2 separate regions of the Homo sapiens genome follow, and region 1 is linked to region 2. Evidence: chromatin contacts called from ENCODE Hi-C or POLR2A ChIA-PET data. All regions are on one chromosome and are shown on one strand. Each heading gives the region's core, a stretch centred on a gene start or an enhancer-like site at or near the end of the contact. The rest is flanking DNA. Distances are from core to core; before and after follow the strand shown.

Region 1 (3,132 bases), core at 513-3,012, 41 kb after region 2:
TTCAACAAGATCCACCCTGACCATTCTATTTAAAATCTCAGCCCCCACCACTGGCCCCATTCTCCTTACTTTATTTTATTTTTCTCTCTAGTACTTATTGCTTCCCAATTACATACTTAATTTTACTCATTTCCTTTGGTTATTATGAGTCTGCCCTCACTAGAATGTAAGCTCCATGAGGGCAGGGGCTTCAGGCCCCTTTGTTCATTGCCTGCAGAGGACGCTTTGCATTCCATGGCATATGCCCTCCCCCCACCTCGGTTTTGGTGGCAGCCATGATGGGCAGTTCCTCTGGAGTCCCCCACCCTAACCTCCTGCCGTGCCTTCTCTGCTCTTCTGCCTGAGAGCTGAGGAAACCCGCTTAGCAGGCGAAAGCAGAAATGTAGGAGGCGACACCTCCAGAGTAGTCTGAACAATAGGGCAGTATTGAGGGGCAGTTCTACGCCTCACTCTACACAGTGATTTGGGGGTCCCCCAAAGGGGACTGAGGTCCCATCACCCACAGCAGTAACTGGCTCCTTAACGCAAACTGACCTGGCCTCCCCTGCCCTGGCTTCTTCTCCCTTCTTCCTGCTTCTGGGCTCACCTCCCAAACAAATCACCTACACCAAAGTCCTTGTCTCATGCTCTGCTATTGGGAGAACCCAAACAAAAAGGCCAACCACCATACTCCAGGAGCCTAGGGCAGCGCCTGACCTACGGTGACCGCCTGGTACATATTTGTTGAAGGAATGAATGGAAATAGGGTAATTTACAAAGTTCTACATTTTGTGTCTTGCCTTGTGATTACATGTTTGAGTGGCTTTTTCATCACAGGGAGACCTTGCTGAACTCTGTGTCTTTTTGTTTACAATAGGATTTTCACGGAATGGCCTCTGCCTGGAAACCTGTCTGGCTCTGAGCTTTGTAGATATTTCAGGGAATGAGGGTTTTGCCATTTACTTTAGTCAGAAATGTCAGAAGCTTCCAGGAGCTTGAAGATCTGCTGCTCACACCAGCACTGAGCAGCCCAGCACACAGATTTTCTTTGTAACTTTTCCAGGAGCACGCCTTTCTCAGCGCCTGATGTAGAAGGATTCACTTAGCCGGACAGTCCCTGATTTATGGTTGCAATAACTTTGCTTATTTAGGCACTCAACAAACATGGAGAGAATGCAGATTCTGTGCCAGGCTGTGGGTACTGGGGATCAGAATTGCCTGAAACAGGGGCCCTGCCCATTCTTCACTAGCTCCAGTCCAGTGGGGAAGACAGAGAAGGAAAGAGCTGCTTATAATATGTATGGTGTGGGACAGAAGTGAGCACAGGCAGCAAGCACACCGGAAGAGCCCGATGCTTTCAGTGTCCTGGTGCGATTGTACTTCCTGCTTGAAGTTGACCAAACTTCAAGCAGGAGTAGGGAGGCTGATGTTGACCAAAGTTCAGCAGGAGTAGGGAGGCTGATGATTTAACACATTTTGCAGTTGTCACCTCCTGCCTTTGCATGTGCAGTTTCCTCTGTCTGGAAGACTTTGCCATCTGCCTTCTTGGCAAAGTCCTAGTCATCCTTCAAATCCAGCTCACATCACTCTGCCCAGGAAGCACCCCCTCCCCTAGCCCAACCCCACACCAAGCCAACCCCATCTCCTCTGCTCTGTGAGCAGTCTGTGTCTAGGCACTCGTACAGCTGCCTTTTTCAGCCTCCTGTGTGATTATGAAATCAGTGAGGAATTGGGAGGCTGATGATCTAAGAGAAAAATATGTTGACTCTGGCGTCAAACAGAGCTGGGTCTGAGTTACTCCTAGTACTGTTATTTCCTGGCTGTGTTCTTGGACACACCTGGAGGACAGAGCAGGAACATACAAGAGATGAGGCTGCAGGAGGGGAAGACTCCACCATAGTGGGCCTTGTGAGCCATCCTCAGAAGACATTTGGAATGATTCTGGGGGCAGAGGAGAGGCACCGAGCAGGTTGAAGCAAGAGAGTGGCATTGAGTATTTGTGTAAAGACCATGCTCGCAGTGTTGGGGAGGAGGGGTAGGGTGAAGCGGGTGTGATAGATAGAAGGCAGATGCGCTGAGTGCTGGCTGAGAGACTGGACTTGGAGTCACATGGTCTAGGTTTGAATGACAGCTTCTGTCTAGGCATATGATCTTGGGCAATCCACTTAAATCCCCTGGACCTCAGTTTCTCCATTTGTAAGATGGGAATAATAATGTTACTTGCTTTGCCTAGGAAGATCACAAGAGAACATAAATAGGAATGGGTTTTGTAAACTTTAAAATACCATGTAAATACCAGACATGATCCATAATGCCTAGAGGCTTAAACATGGTAGAAGTTTATTTCTCTCTCCGGTAAAAGGAAGTCTGGGGCTGGTGGGGTGCTTCATAGAACAGGGGTCAGGCTTTTTCTAGCTTGTCGATCTGCCATCCTCACCACATAGGGGTCTTTATACCTCATGGTCCAACATAGCTGCTCAAACTCCAGCCATCATATCCTCATGCCAGCTGGCAGAAAAAAGGAACAGAGAAAGGAAGGTCGATTCCTTCCTTTAAGAGCACTTTCTGCAAGTCTGAAATGACACTTTTGCTCACATCCTATTGGCCTGTGCACAGTTACACGACGACACCAAGCTACAAGGGAGGCTGTGAAACACATTTCCTATTCAGGGCAACCATGTGTCCAGCTTAAAATCAGAGGTCCCATTCCTAATGAATTACAGAGATGGATGCTGGGGACAACCAGACACCTAGCAATTTCTGTTGCATCTTTTAATGATTTGCACTGTGGAGCTTCAGTCATACTCCAAACAGAGACACTTGCCTCCTTACGGGGAGTTTTAAAAGGCCCATCCTGTTGACAAAATCATGATGAGCAAAGACAGAGAGCAGCCTAGTGGAGCTTAGGTCAAAGAGGCAGGGGGCTGAGGGCCCCACAGCAGCAGCTGGCCATGGTGGATCACTGGGAGAGAAGCAAAGGCTTTATACCAGCCTTCTGATGAGGACACTGAGCTCTGAGAGACAGGGGAAGAAACCCCTAATCAAGAAGCAGCCATCCCATGCAGACGGTGTGGGACCAGAAGACTCAGGACACACAAGGATGTCTCCCTGGAAGACCAGAGCCTTTCTCTCAGCCTCTCTGCAGATCCTTTG
Region 2 (3,090 bases), core at 376-2,875:
CTTGACACACATCAAGTCTTTAAAGACGCGGCCTAAATATGAGCAGCTGACCACATAAGATGACAAAAAAGTTCCAGTGAAATATTGACATTTGGCTGGGTGTGGTGGCTCAGGCCTGTAATCCTAGCACTTTGGGAGGCCGAGGCAAGCAGATCACTTGAGGTCAGGAGTTCAAGACCAGCCTGGACAACATGGCAAAACCCCATCTCTACTAAAAATACAAAAATTATTTTTAATTTTTGTATTTAAATGGTGGTGTGCACCTGTAATCCCAGCTACTTGGGAGGCTGAGGCACGAAAATTGCTTGAACCTGGGAGGTGGAGGTTGCAGTGAGCCAAGATTGCACCACTGCACTCCAGCGTGGGCAACAGAGCAAGACTCTCAAAAAAAAAAAAAAAAAAGAAAAAGAAAAAGAAAAAGAAATAATCGACATTCAAAAGCAAAGAGTAGAACAAAAGCCCTGATGAAGGACACAGACACTCTTGTCTTCCAGCCACTTAGAATGTCAGTAGCCACCAATGTGGAGTCCCTGGATCAACTCAATGTGCCACCTATTTCCTAAGTGTACCATGAGCAAAGCATTGTGCAATGGACTCTGTGGGGTGGGTTCAGGGATGATGAGGGCCCACTGTCTACCCTCCAGAGGCCTGCATGTTGGTGGGGTCATCAAAGACCACCAAAGACAATCGGCAATGCTACCTGCCCGCTCTCTGTGGGCTTGGCCTGGGTTTTGAATATTTTGCATCTCTCTGTTGTTGGCAGGTAGTAGGTGTTCAGTAAATGGTTCACAAGTGAATCTGGAATAGCCCAAAACTATCATACAGCAGTGAAACAGAACCATCAAAACAGACAGCTGTCGCTTTCCATGATAGCAACGGGGGTCACTGAATTTTCCAAAAATGGAAAGAATCAACTCTCCGCAGGGCACGAGGTTAGGACTTGAAGTCTGGCTGCTTGGAAAGGAGGCTTGAGGGCTAAGCAGTTGCTCAGCGGGTCTCTATTGGCTTATGGGGAGGGACAGTTCTCTGTTGTGTGAAACTGTCCCTGCAGTTGCATGACATTTCTCATCCCTGGCTCCTGCCCAGTAAATGCCGGTAGTGCTTACTCCCTAGTCACTGTGGCAACCAAAACCTAGACACCCCCATTTCCAAATGCATCCTAGGGGGTGTTTCTACCCCTGACTGAAAACCACTGGTGGGATAAAATCTGCTCAAGGTGAGAAAGGGAAGGAGAGCGAAGGGCGGGGCGGGGGGCAGTCCATGCATATATGTGTGTGCGCGTGCATGTGTGCGTGTGCATGTGTGTGTGCGTGTGTGTGCATGTGTATTGTGTGTGCATGCACGTGGGAGGAGTCACGTCAACTTGCAAAAAAGAGAGCATGACGGAGAGGGCTAGAGAGGGAGGGGAGGGAAAGGAGAAAGAACACCTATGATGAGAAGCCTCCCTGAGTGTTCCAGGACGCTTTGCATTTCCAGCACAGACGGAGCTTAGAATCTCCTCAGCCCAGCCATTCTCCTGGTGGAGTGAGAAGGCAAGTGGCAGCTCTGTCCCCGGGAGCCCCACAGACCAGCGAGAGCAAGCAGTGGGGAGGGGGAGGTGTCCCTGGCAGAGGAGCTTCTAGGAAGGACGTGGTGTTCACCACCCTGCCCTGCTTGGCAGAGGCCCCGGCCTGGACATCACAGTCTGGAAGCTTCCCAGACAGGCTGGCCTGAGACACTTGAACCTTTACTGGGCTCCTCCTCCAGGGGCCGAAGGGCAGCACAGATGCCACAGCCAGGTCACAGCCGGTGCTGACAAGCTGCAGGAAGGCCCTTGCCACAGGGCAACAGCTGCCGTCCCCGAGGGCTGCCTGACCATATTTAGACAGGAGCAGACGGAGAGGCAGCATAAATCAAGCCCCACAGCCTGGGCTGCCAGGGGGAACAAAACAAGGCAACGTCTTGGCACAATCTTTGAAATCAGTGGTTGCCACAGTGAGGAACCGAACACAGACACACACATGAGCGGGGAACTCGGCCTCCTTCCCATCTCCGTGAGATTCATTGTCCTACCTCGACTAACTCAGCTGCTCAGAAACCTTTAGATCTTCCAGAATCACAGCCAGACTCCTCTGCCCATCCACCCTGAGACAGTTCCCACTCCTGTTACCTCCCCTAAGTGGGACTGTACTGAGGTTCCCCAAAACCTCCTATACCACCCGTCTTCGTGAATGCCATTTCTTCTACCTGGAGCATCTCCTCCACCCACCCTTCCACCCCTCCCTATTCTGCTCTTCAGAGTCCTAACTTTCTCGGAGGCAGAGTTTAGTGCCACCTCCTCCAGGCAGCCATCCCTGATGGCTCACGGCCCATCTACAGCACTTGGTGCCCATTGAATTCCCTGCTGGCTGACAGCTTCTTATCCCCTCTTGCCTGGCTGGTGAGCTCCACCAGAGCAGGGAGCAGCTCTCACTCATCCTTGGCTGCTCCACCCAGCACCTGGTGCACAGGAGGTGCTCAGTACACACTAGCTGGGTCAATCAATGGCCTTGCTGGCAGATGGCCCCAGGGCCACCAAACTCTTAGCAAACACTTGTTGGCCTCACTTTCTCATCTTCCTTCACACTACATCTGGCACCTATCACCTCTCTCCCCCTCCATTGCTGCCCCAGTCCAGCCCACCACTTCTACCACCTTGACAACATCTATAGCTTCTTGACTGGTCTGTTGCCAGCCCTCTTACTACCCCCACCCCAATCTATTCTCCACTCAGATGCCAGTGATTGTCTTAAGAAGCAAATCTGTAAGTGTCATCCCTATGGTCAGAATCTCTTCAACAGTTTTCCATAGCACTTGAAAAAAAAACCCACCTCTGGCTGGGCGCAGTGGCTCAAGCCTATAATCCCAGAACTTTGGGAGGCCAAGGCGGGTGGATCACTTGAGGCTAGGAGCTCGACATCAGTCTGGCCAACATGGCGAAACCCTGTCTCTACTAAAAATACAAAAAAAAAATTAGCTGGGCATGATGGCGCACACCTGTAATCTCAACTATTCTGGAGGCTGAGGCATGAGAATCGATTGAACCCAGGAGGCAGAGGTTGCAGCGAGCGG

The links. A loop is a pair of places that touch in the nucleus more often than their neighbours do. ChIA-PET counts read pairs that join two places held with the same protein, here RNA polymerase II (POLR2A). Pooled maps may share reads with other maps.
Region 1: a loop to region 2 is called in a pooled map, with 2.0 times the contacts of the local background. The contact joins two enhancer-like sites. A Hi-C loop is called at or near these places in 2 of 168 maps with a recorded cell type or tissue (mesothelial cell of epicardium and tibial artery) and 1 of 50 pooled maps. POLR2A ChIA-PET finds 5 or more read pairs at or near these places in 2 of 52 experiments (H1 and OCI-LY7).

Annotation. Positions count from the first base shown.
Region 1 is chr14:93,799,044-93,802,175 of GRCh38, forward strand. No RefSeq gene overlaps it. Among named protein-coding and RNA genes, the nearest start is that of PRIMA1, 12 kb to the left of the region's middle. Within about 2 kb of position 1,763, at least 5 of the 41 ENCODE cell types and tissues checked have a DNase peak (open chromatin) inside an H3K27ac peak, as active enhancers do; they include tibial artery, where a contact is called at or near this core.
Region 2 is chr14:93,758,211-93,761,300 of GRCh38, forward strand. The region is part of intron 3 of PRIMA1 (proline rich membrane anchor 1); the gene reads right to left. Among named protein-coding and RNA genes, the nearest start is that of PRIMA1, 29 kb to the right of the region's middle. RefSeq lists an enhancer at 1,627-2,127. Within about 2 kb of position 1,626, at least 12 of the 41 ENCODE cell types and tissues checked have a DNase peak (open chromatin) inside an H3K27ac peak, as active enhancers do; they include tibial artery, where a contact is called at or near this core.